Regions from separate parts of the Homo sapiens genome. Here region 2 is linked to region 1. A link is an interaction called in ENCODE POLR2A ChIA-PET data of the cell type or tissue named here. Cell type or tissue: OCI-LY7. All regions are shown on one strand. Links, peaks and the distances in the headings refer to the core of each region. The heading gives the core; the rest is flanking DNA.

The links. Peaks named below come from ENCODE experiments on the same cell type or tissue, not always from the same donor. Only the 100,000 strongest peaks of a DNase experiment are listed, where the experiment ranks them.
Region 2: POLR2A ChIA-PET joins it to region 1 with 5 read pairs; 7 of 35 experiments call an interaction of 5 or more read pairs at or near these places.

What each region holds. Positions count from the first base shown.
Region 1 is chr6:35,574,686-35,579,082 of GRCh38, reverse strand. FKBP5 (FKBP prolyl isomerase 5) reads left to right here. Exons shown (of 11, transcript NM_004117.4): 10 at 1,850-2,089; 11 at 3,141-4,397. The coding sequence ends at 3,248. Among named protein-coding and RNA genes, the nearest start is that of LINC03135, 33 kb to the right of the region's middle. In OCI-LY7, for the core only: no CTCF peak of the experiment used is centred there; no DNase peak of the experiment used is centred there.
Region 2 is chr6:35,664,721-35,669,117 of GRCh38, reverse strand. The region is part of intron 1 of FKBP5 (FKBP prolyl isomerase 5); the gene reads left to right. It overlaps MIR5690 (microRNA 5690), which reads left to right and starts at 4,329; the gene lies at 4,329-4,397. In OCI-LY7, for the core only: no CTCF peak of the experiment used is centred there; no DNase peak of the experiment used is centred there; H3K4me3 peaks cover 888 bases; H3K27ac peaks cover 1,553 bases.

The DNA.
Region 1 (4,397 bases), core at 229-4,228:
ATTAATACACATGAACATAATGTACTACAGCCTCAAACTCTGGGGCCCAAGCTATCCTCCCACCTCAGCCTCCTGAGTAGCTGGGACTACAAGTGCATGCCACCACACCCTGCTAATTTTTAAATTTACTTTTGTAGAGATGGGGGTCTTCCAAAGAGCTGGGATTAAAGTTGTGAGGTACCACACCCAGCACAGCCTTGACTACATTATTTTTCTGTCTTCTATTGACAGAAGCAGTCATATAGCATCACTATTAACCCTATCTTTGGCAATAGGAAGCCTGTTCTCCTTATTTTCCTCTTTTTTTTTTTTTTGGAGATGGAGTCTTTCTCTGTTACCCAGTCTGGAGTGCAATGGCACAATCTTGGCTCACTCTAACCTCCACCTCCCGAGTTCAAGCGATTCTCCTGCCTCAGCCTCCCAAGTAGCTTAGACCACAGGTGCCGACCACCACACCAGGCTAATTTTTGTATTTTTAGTAGAGACAGGGTTTCACCATGTTGGCCCGGCTGGTTTCCAATTCCTGACCTCAGGTGATTTGCCACCTCAGCTTCCCAAAGTGCTGGGATTACAGGTGTGAGCCACCACAACCCAGCAATTTTCTTTTAGCTTTGTTGATTATATCTTTCTCTTTAAAGAAGGTTTTAATGTTTATGTAGTCAGATTTGTCGTCTCCTTTCTAGTTAGAAAAGACTTCCCCACACCAAGATTATAAAAATAACTGAAGCCAGGCACAGTGGTTTACACCTGTGACCTGTAACCCCAGGACTTTCGGAGGCTGAGGCGAGAGGATTGCCTGAGCCCAGGAGATAGAGGCTGCAGTGAGCTGTGATTGAGCCACTGCCCTCCAGCCTGGGCGACAGAGTGAGACCCTGCCTCAAAAAAATAATGATTATATTTTACATATTTTAAAATAAAAAATAATTGAAACATTTTATGGTTTTTTTTAATATGTAAATATGGTTGATCTAGAATTTACTTTTGTGCTTACAATATGAGGTAAGAACTTTTTTTTTTTTTTTTTTTTGGAGACAAGAGTCTCACTCTGTCACCCAGCCTGGAGTGCAGTGGCACGATCTCAGCCCACTCCAACCTCCACCTCCCTGGTTCAAGCAATTCTCCTGCCTCAGCCTCCCAAGTAGCTGGGATTACAGGCGCCTGCCACCATGCCCAGCTAATTTTTGTATTTTCAGTAGAGACAGGATTTCGCCATGTTGGCCAGGCTGGTCTCGAACTCCTCACCTCAGGTGATCACCTGCCTCAGCCTCCCAAAGTGCTGGGATTAGGGTGTGAACCACTGCACCCGGCCTTAACTCTTATTTTCTATGTGGATAGCTGCCATCCTGGCCCCGTTTATTTTAAAGTTAACTCTCCACTGATTCACATTACCACCTTTGTCATTTTCAAATGTTTTTATATGCAGACACATGACTGTTTCTGAATGATTCGTTCTGTTCCACTGAGCTGTTTGTCCACATGCTAGTAACCAAACTGTCTTAATTTCAGTAGTTTTAAAGTTTGTCTTTTTCTCTGGTAAGACAAGTGCCTCTTATTTTTTTCTTTTTTCCCAAATTTTTTCAGCCATTCTTGGGCACTTATTTGTTCCAATGAACTTTAAAATGAACTTCTCAAGAGCCCCCTCTCAAATCTCCTTGGGATCTTTCTAGAAATTGCATTAAATGCAGAAAATAATTTGGGTAGTAAATTTTGATCAGTAGTATGTAATTATCTTGAGCCCCATTTTTTTAAATACACTTTTTCCATCTCCTTTGGCAAGAGAACTTTGGTAAGCTGTTTACTGAATTTATTAAAATTCGTCCTTTCTAAAATATAGACCATCTATTCCTAGGCCCTTGGACTGGACAGTGCCAATGAGAAAGGCTTGTATAGGAGGGGTGAAGCCCAGCTGCTCATGAACGAGTTTGAGTCAGCCAAGGGTGACTTTGAGAAAGTGCTGGAAGTAAACCCCCAGAATAAGGCTGCAAGACTGCAGATCTCCATGTGCCAGAAAAAGGCCAAGGAGCACAACGAGCGGGACCGCAGGATATACGCCAACATGTTCAAGAAGTTTGCAGAGCAGGATGCCAAGGTGTGTGCAGAGCCTGATGACTGCAGGTGGATCAAGAGCCTGACCATGCCCCTTTGATTTTAGGGGACAGGAACAGCTAAACAACCCAAGAGGCTCAAGAGCAGGGAAAACGATTTCCAATCTAATCTGAGGCTGCTTTGGATCCAAAGGTCGAGTAGGGCAGTTCCAGTCACCAAAGGCACACGTCATGAGAGATGAGAAAACTAAATTCCCTTCAGATGTATTAGATTGGTTCAAAAGTAATTGTGGTTTTTACCATTACTTTCAATGGCAAAAACAGCAATTTTGCACCAACTCCCCCCGCCCGCCCCCCGGGCCCCTGCCCGAGTCAGAGTCTCACTCTGTCACCCAGACTGTAATGCAGTCGTGCTAACATGGCTCACTGCAGCCTTGACTTCTCTGGATCAAGTGATCCTCCCACCTCAGCCTCCTGAGTAGCTAGGACAAGCACACTACCACACTGGGCTAATTTTTTAAAATTTTTTGTAAAGATAGGGTTTCACTTTGTTGTCTAGGCTGGTCTCGAACCCCTGGCTTCAAGGGTTCCTCCTGCTTTGGTCTCCCAAAGTGCTGGGATTATAGACATGAGCCACCATGCCCAGCCCTTTTGTCATTTTTGAAAAATTGTAAACCCATCAGGATTTTTTTTTCAAGTAAGACTTACGATTTTCCCAGGAAATGGGATGTTATAGGAGCCCCATCATCACACCTGTTATCTTGAGGGTCGGCAGCCAGCCTGAAAAATGTGGCAGGAGAGGTCTGTCTGCAGAGAGGGCGGCCTCCCTACAGCATAGTTGGCATTCTGGTCCTGTCCCCAGTCTCCAGGAATGCCCAGACTTCATTATCCCACAGCTGTCCCATGTGTCAACCAAAGAAAGGTGAAGCTCCCACTCTAACTATTGGTAGCACAGCCCTGACCTACCCAGCTAGATATCCTAGAGAAAATCATTGCAATACCTCGTGTTTGGGACCTGATACACAGTCTGGAGGAGCCAGGAATTATTTCACTTCTTTATTCTCTAACCTTCTTGATTGCTTATTTCTTCCTTAGGAAGAGGCCAATAAAGCAATGGGCAAGAAGACTTCAGAAGGGGTCACTAATGAAAAAGGAACAGACAGTCAAGCAATGGAAGAAGAGAAACCTGAGGGCCACGTATGACGCCACGCCAAGGAGGGAAGAGTCCCAGTGAACTCGGCCCCTCCTCAATGGGCTTTCCCCCAACTCAGGACAGAACAGTGTTTAATGTAAAGTTTGTTATAGTCTATGTGATTCTGGAAGCAAATGGCAAAACCAGTAGCTTCCCAAAAACAGCCCCCCTGCTGCTGCCCGGAGGGTTCACTGAGGGGTGGCACGGGACCACTCCAGGTGGAACAAACAGAAATGACTGTGGTGTGGAGGGAGTGAGCCAGCAGCTTAAGTCCAGCTCATTTCAGTTTCTATCAACCTTCAAGTATCCAATTCAGGGTCCCTGGAGATCATCCTAACAATGTGGGGCTGTTAGGTTTTACCTTTGAACTTTCATAGCACTGCAGAAACCTTTAAAAAAAAAATGCTTCATGAATTTCTCCTTTCCTACAGTTGGGTAGGGTAGGGGAAGGAGGATAAGCTTTTGTTTTTTAAATGACTGAAGTGCTATAAATGTAGTCTGTTGCATTTTTAACCAACAGAACCCACAGTAGAGGGGTCTCATGTCTCCCCAGTTCCACAGCAGTGTCACAGACGTGAAAGCCAGAACCTCAGAGGCCACTTGCTTGCTGACTTAGCCTCCTCCCAAAGTCCCCCTCCTCAGCCAGCCTCCTTGTGAGAGTGGCTTTCTACCACACACAGCCTGTCCCTGGGGGAGTAATTCTGTCATTCCTAAAACACCCTTCAGCAATGATAATGAGCAGATGAGAGTTTCTGGATTAGCTTTTCCTATTTTCGATGAAGTTCTGAGATACTGAAATGTGAAAAGAGCAATCAGAATTGTGCTTTTTCTCCCCTCCTCTATTCCTTTTAGGGAATAATATTCAATACACAGTACTTCCTCCCAGCATTGCTACTGCTCAGCTTCTTCTTTCATTCTAATCCTTGCTATTAAGAATTTAAGACTTGTGCTTACAATATTTTTGACCTGGAGTGGATCTATTTACATAGTCATTTAGGATCCATGCAGCTTTTTTTGTCTTTTTAAGATTATTGGCTCATAAGCATATGTATACTGGTTTATGGAACTTTATTTACACTCCTCTATCATGCAAAAAAATTTTGACTTTTTAGTACTAAGCTTAATTTTTAAAAACAAAATCTGTAGGGTTGACAAATAAA
Region 2 (4,397 bases), core at 118-4,117, 90 kb before region 1:
TTTCCTGTGATTTATTAATACAGTCTATAGCTTTCTTAGAGTTGAGAAGAAAATGATTAATTGATCAAACTTTTTTTGAAAAGTTAATTGCATCTCAAGTGTTTTCTTAGATATTGTTTCATTTTAGGTTCCTTATAAAATACTTCCTACAGGAGTCTTTAGTTTTGAAGTTATAAAAAAAAATTATCAGAGGAAATATGACTAATGTATATGCTTGGTTGAGCTGCATTTTCTTACTGTTTCTATACTTAGTATTTTAACAGGATGTGATTGATAGGAATTTAACATTCTAATTCTTTAAGACAATCATGAAGTTCTGATAGTTTCTTAGAAATGGAAATTGTGTCATTATATTTTGTTGTTTTATTGTTGTGCATTTTAACAAAAGAGGTGACTTCACATGTACCCTAAAACTTAAAGTATAATAATAACAAACAAAACAAAACACATGTACCCTAAAACTTAAAGTATAATAATACAAAAAAAAGAAGAAAAAAAACAACAAAAGAGGTGACTTATAACTATTCCATTCCAGTTTTATGATATGAAATTGTAGTCACACAGAACATTTAGGGGCCACATTAAGTGAAAATTCCATTTATTACAAAGTTTTTAAAAGGATTTTTAGCTGTATTACATGTCACTTAATTATAATCAATTTAATAGTTTCATTAAAATTAGACTCTTTTCAGGATTGATTTTGGTTTTGGTCTGTTAGGGTTGTGTGTTTACCCCTGAACTGTTGTGGTAGCCAAAGGGATAGAAAGCACTGACTGGCAAAAAATGGACACTGGGCCTAGCCTAAGAGGGAGAAGCAGGGCTTCCCAGAGGAAAGTCCCGGGATGCTGTTTCCAGCATAAAGGGGAGTGGGCTCTGGGCTCACACAAGGAGTCTCAGCAAGGCCAGACCGTAAAGGGCTGGGTATAGTGGGAAGAAGAGTTGGATTTTATGCAGTGGCTGATCTGCTGTTGCCATAGAGGATTCTTTTTGAATAATAACTTTTACTTTCTTATTGTGTTACACACTCGTTGTAGAAAAATTAAATTAGTGAAGAAAATAAAATAAAAATTTCCTATAATTTTTTTCCCTTTTTGAATGTTCTTAGCTAATTTCCCTTAAACTTCATTTAACATTTAGGTTACTTTTTTTCTTTTCGAAAGAGTCTCACTCTGTCACCCAGGCTGGAGTGCAGTGGCGGGATCGCAGCTCACTGCAACATCTGCTTCCTGAGTTCAAGTGATTCTTCTGCCTCAGCCTCCTGAGCAGCTGGGATTACAGGCGCCCGCCACCATGCCTAGTTGATTTTTGTATCTTTAATAGAGAATTCTTCTGCCTCAGCCTCCTGAGTAGCTGGGATTACAGGCACCCGCCACCACGCCTGGCTGATTTTTGTATTTTTAATAGAGATGGGGTTTCACCATGTTGGCCAGGCTGATCTCAAACTCTTGACCTCAGGTGATCCACCTGCCTCGGCCTCCCAAAGTGTTGGGATTATAGGCATGAGCCACTGCACCCAGCCAACTAGGTTACTTCTTATTTGTTTATTTGAAAGAGTGCTTGTTGAATTGTTCTTTCCACAGATTATGCTTCTAATAACTTTAAATATTAATTATGGAGGAAACGGGTTAATCATTTTAAGGATTCTTTTTGGTTGATATAATGATTCTATTAATTAATATTTGTCTTATGGGAGCCATAAGCGTAATAGGCATAATGAGAGCACACACTTGTAAGTCAGAGTGGTTCTTACAGGGGAGACAGGAAAAATGGAGTCCAAAAGGCCTTTCTGTAAGTTCCTTGGGAGCAGGGACTAGGTCTTTCTTGTTCACCATTATGTCAGTATCAGGCACAATGCTTGACGCCTAGTAAGTGTTCCATAAATAGTTGAATGAATGGATGAGTTTCTCATTAAGCACTTTTAGTAGCTCATATTTCTTGTACTGTGGATAATCAAGATCAATTATATTCATCTAAGGTTAAGAGCCTTTGCTATACTCAGTTTTCTTTATTAATGTAAATTTAATAAACTGATTTTTTTAAAAGGCATGCATCTATGTATACACACACACACACACACACACACACACACACACACACAGACACACACACAAAACAAGTGAAAATTTATTGTTTCTTCCCCTGAGCCCCATTCTCCAGAATTAGCTACTATTAATGGCTTACTATATTTTTTCTAGGTATTTTCTCTTCATATACATTTTCTTTCTTTTCTTTTTTTTGAGAGAGTCTCGCTCTGTCGCCCAGGCTGGAGTGCAGTGGTGCAATCTCGGCTTACTGCAACCTCCCGAGTTCAAGGGATTCTCCTGCCTCAGTCTCCCGAGTAGCTGGGATTATAGGCGCCTGCCACCATGCCCGGCTAATTTTTGTATTTTTAGTAGAGACGGGGTTTCACTGTGTTGGCCAGGATGGTCTTGATCTCTTGAACTCGTGATCCGCCTGCCTCAGCTTCCCAAAGTTCTGGGATTACAGGCGTGAGCCACCGTGCCCAGCCTTCATATACATTTTCTTTACACAAATAGAATAATTATATTCTGTTCTATAAATAGCTTTTTTTCCCCTTCATGGCATTCTTAAACTTTCCATATCAATTCGTTTGTAACTGTGTCTTTATTTTTAATTATATAATTTTCCATTGTAGAGATGTATAATAGAAGTCTATGAAGGAAATCCACTCCCCTCCTTTTTTTTTTTTTTTTTTTTTTTTTAACTATAATAGTAGTGTTTCTGCATGTATTTTTGCTTGCTTCTGTGAGAATATCTACAGGTTATTTCCTGGAAGTGATATTGCTGGGCTAAAGGATATTTGCACATAAACTTTCAGTAGATATTGGGAAATTCGCCCTTAAAAATATTCAACAAATTTGTACTCTTACTAAAGATATGAAGTGTTATTTTTCTGATAACTGTACACACTTTAATTTTGTGGATTAGAAGGATTAAACTTCTGAAAATGAATCCTTGTCATAGTAGCTTGAGATGTTCAGAAGATGATACATTAGGTAATATATATGTTCCTTGGCTTATGGTGGTTTTACCTCCTGATAAACTCATTGTAAATAGAAAATATCACAAGTTGAAAATGCATTTAATATACCTAACTTACTGAACATCATAGCCTACCTTACACATGCTCAGAACACTTAAATTAGCCTACAGTTGGGCAAAACCATCTAATAGAATGCCTATTTTATAATGTGTTGAATGTCTCACATAATTTATTGAAAACTGAAAGTGAAAAAGCAGAATAGTTGTATGGGTGCTTGGAGTACTGTTTCTACTGAATGTGTATCGCCTTCTCACCATCATAAAGTTGAAACTCGTAACCCAAACCATAAGTTGGGGACTGTCCATAGTTCCATTGCCTGATGTGATCTGTTGAAGTTAGGTGGAAGATAGTGTACTATGACCTCTACAGACCCATAGTGTGTATTGTACAGATTTAGATGAAGAAGATCAGAATGTTGGGTTTCTAGGTTTTTATCTTTTTAGAATGTTTAAGATAAACATTTATGGCCAGGCACGGTGGCTCATGCCTATAATCCCAGCACTTTGGGAGGCCGAGGCGGGCGGATCATGAAGTCAAGAGATTGAGACCATTCTGGCAAACATAGTGAAACCCTATCTCTACTAAAAATACAAAAAAAATTAGCTGGGTGTGGTGGCACGCGCCTGTAGTCCCAGCTACTCGGGAGGCTGAGGCAGGAGAATTGCTTGAACCTGGGAGGCGGAGGTTGCAGTGAGCCGAGATCGCGCCACTGCACTCCAGCTTGGTGACAGAGTGAGACTCCTCTAAAAAAAAAAAAAAAGAGGAGCATTTACTAGTGACATTCTAAAGGAGCAGAAGACCCTGAGTGCTGGTTTGAGAAGTTTAGATTTGTTGTGTTGGAACACTATTTAAGGTCCATGAATTAGAGAGTAATGTGGTGGGTGTGCTGTGTCAGAAAGGCTTCACTAGCAGTGTATACAGAATGAGTGGGAGTGAGTGAGCCGTCTGGAGGTAGGCAGGTCCTCTGGAGAACTGTAGTAATTCACAAAGGAGAGGAAGAAAACTCAAAATATGATGATAGCTATGGAGTCGAAAGTAAGATAAGAAACACAATGAATAGTTGGCGGTCCTATTGATTAAGTGGAGAAAAATTATATTGAAGTTGCAAACCTAGGAGAATGGCCAGATAATACAGATTATGAAATAAATGGAGAAGGGACCAATTTTGAAAAAGTTAATTTTCCTTAAAAACATAAGGAAATAAAAGGGTCCTGAAGTGAGAGAAATCAAAGATTGGAGAAGGAAAGAGGGAGAAATTATGCCACTTTTAATTTCAGCTACTACCTCTATTAGGATTTGGGAGTTATACTAATAGAGGTAATAGTTGAAATTA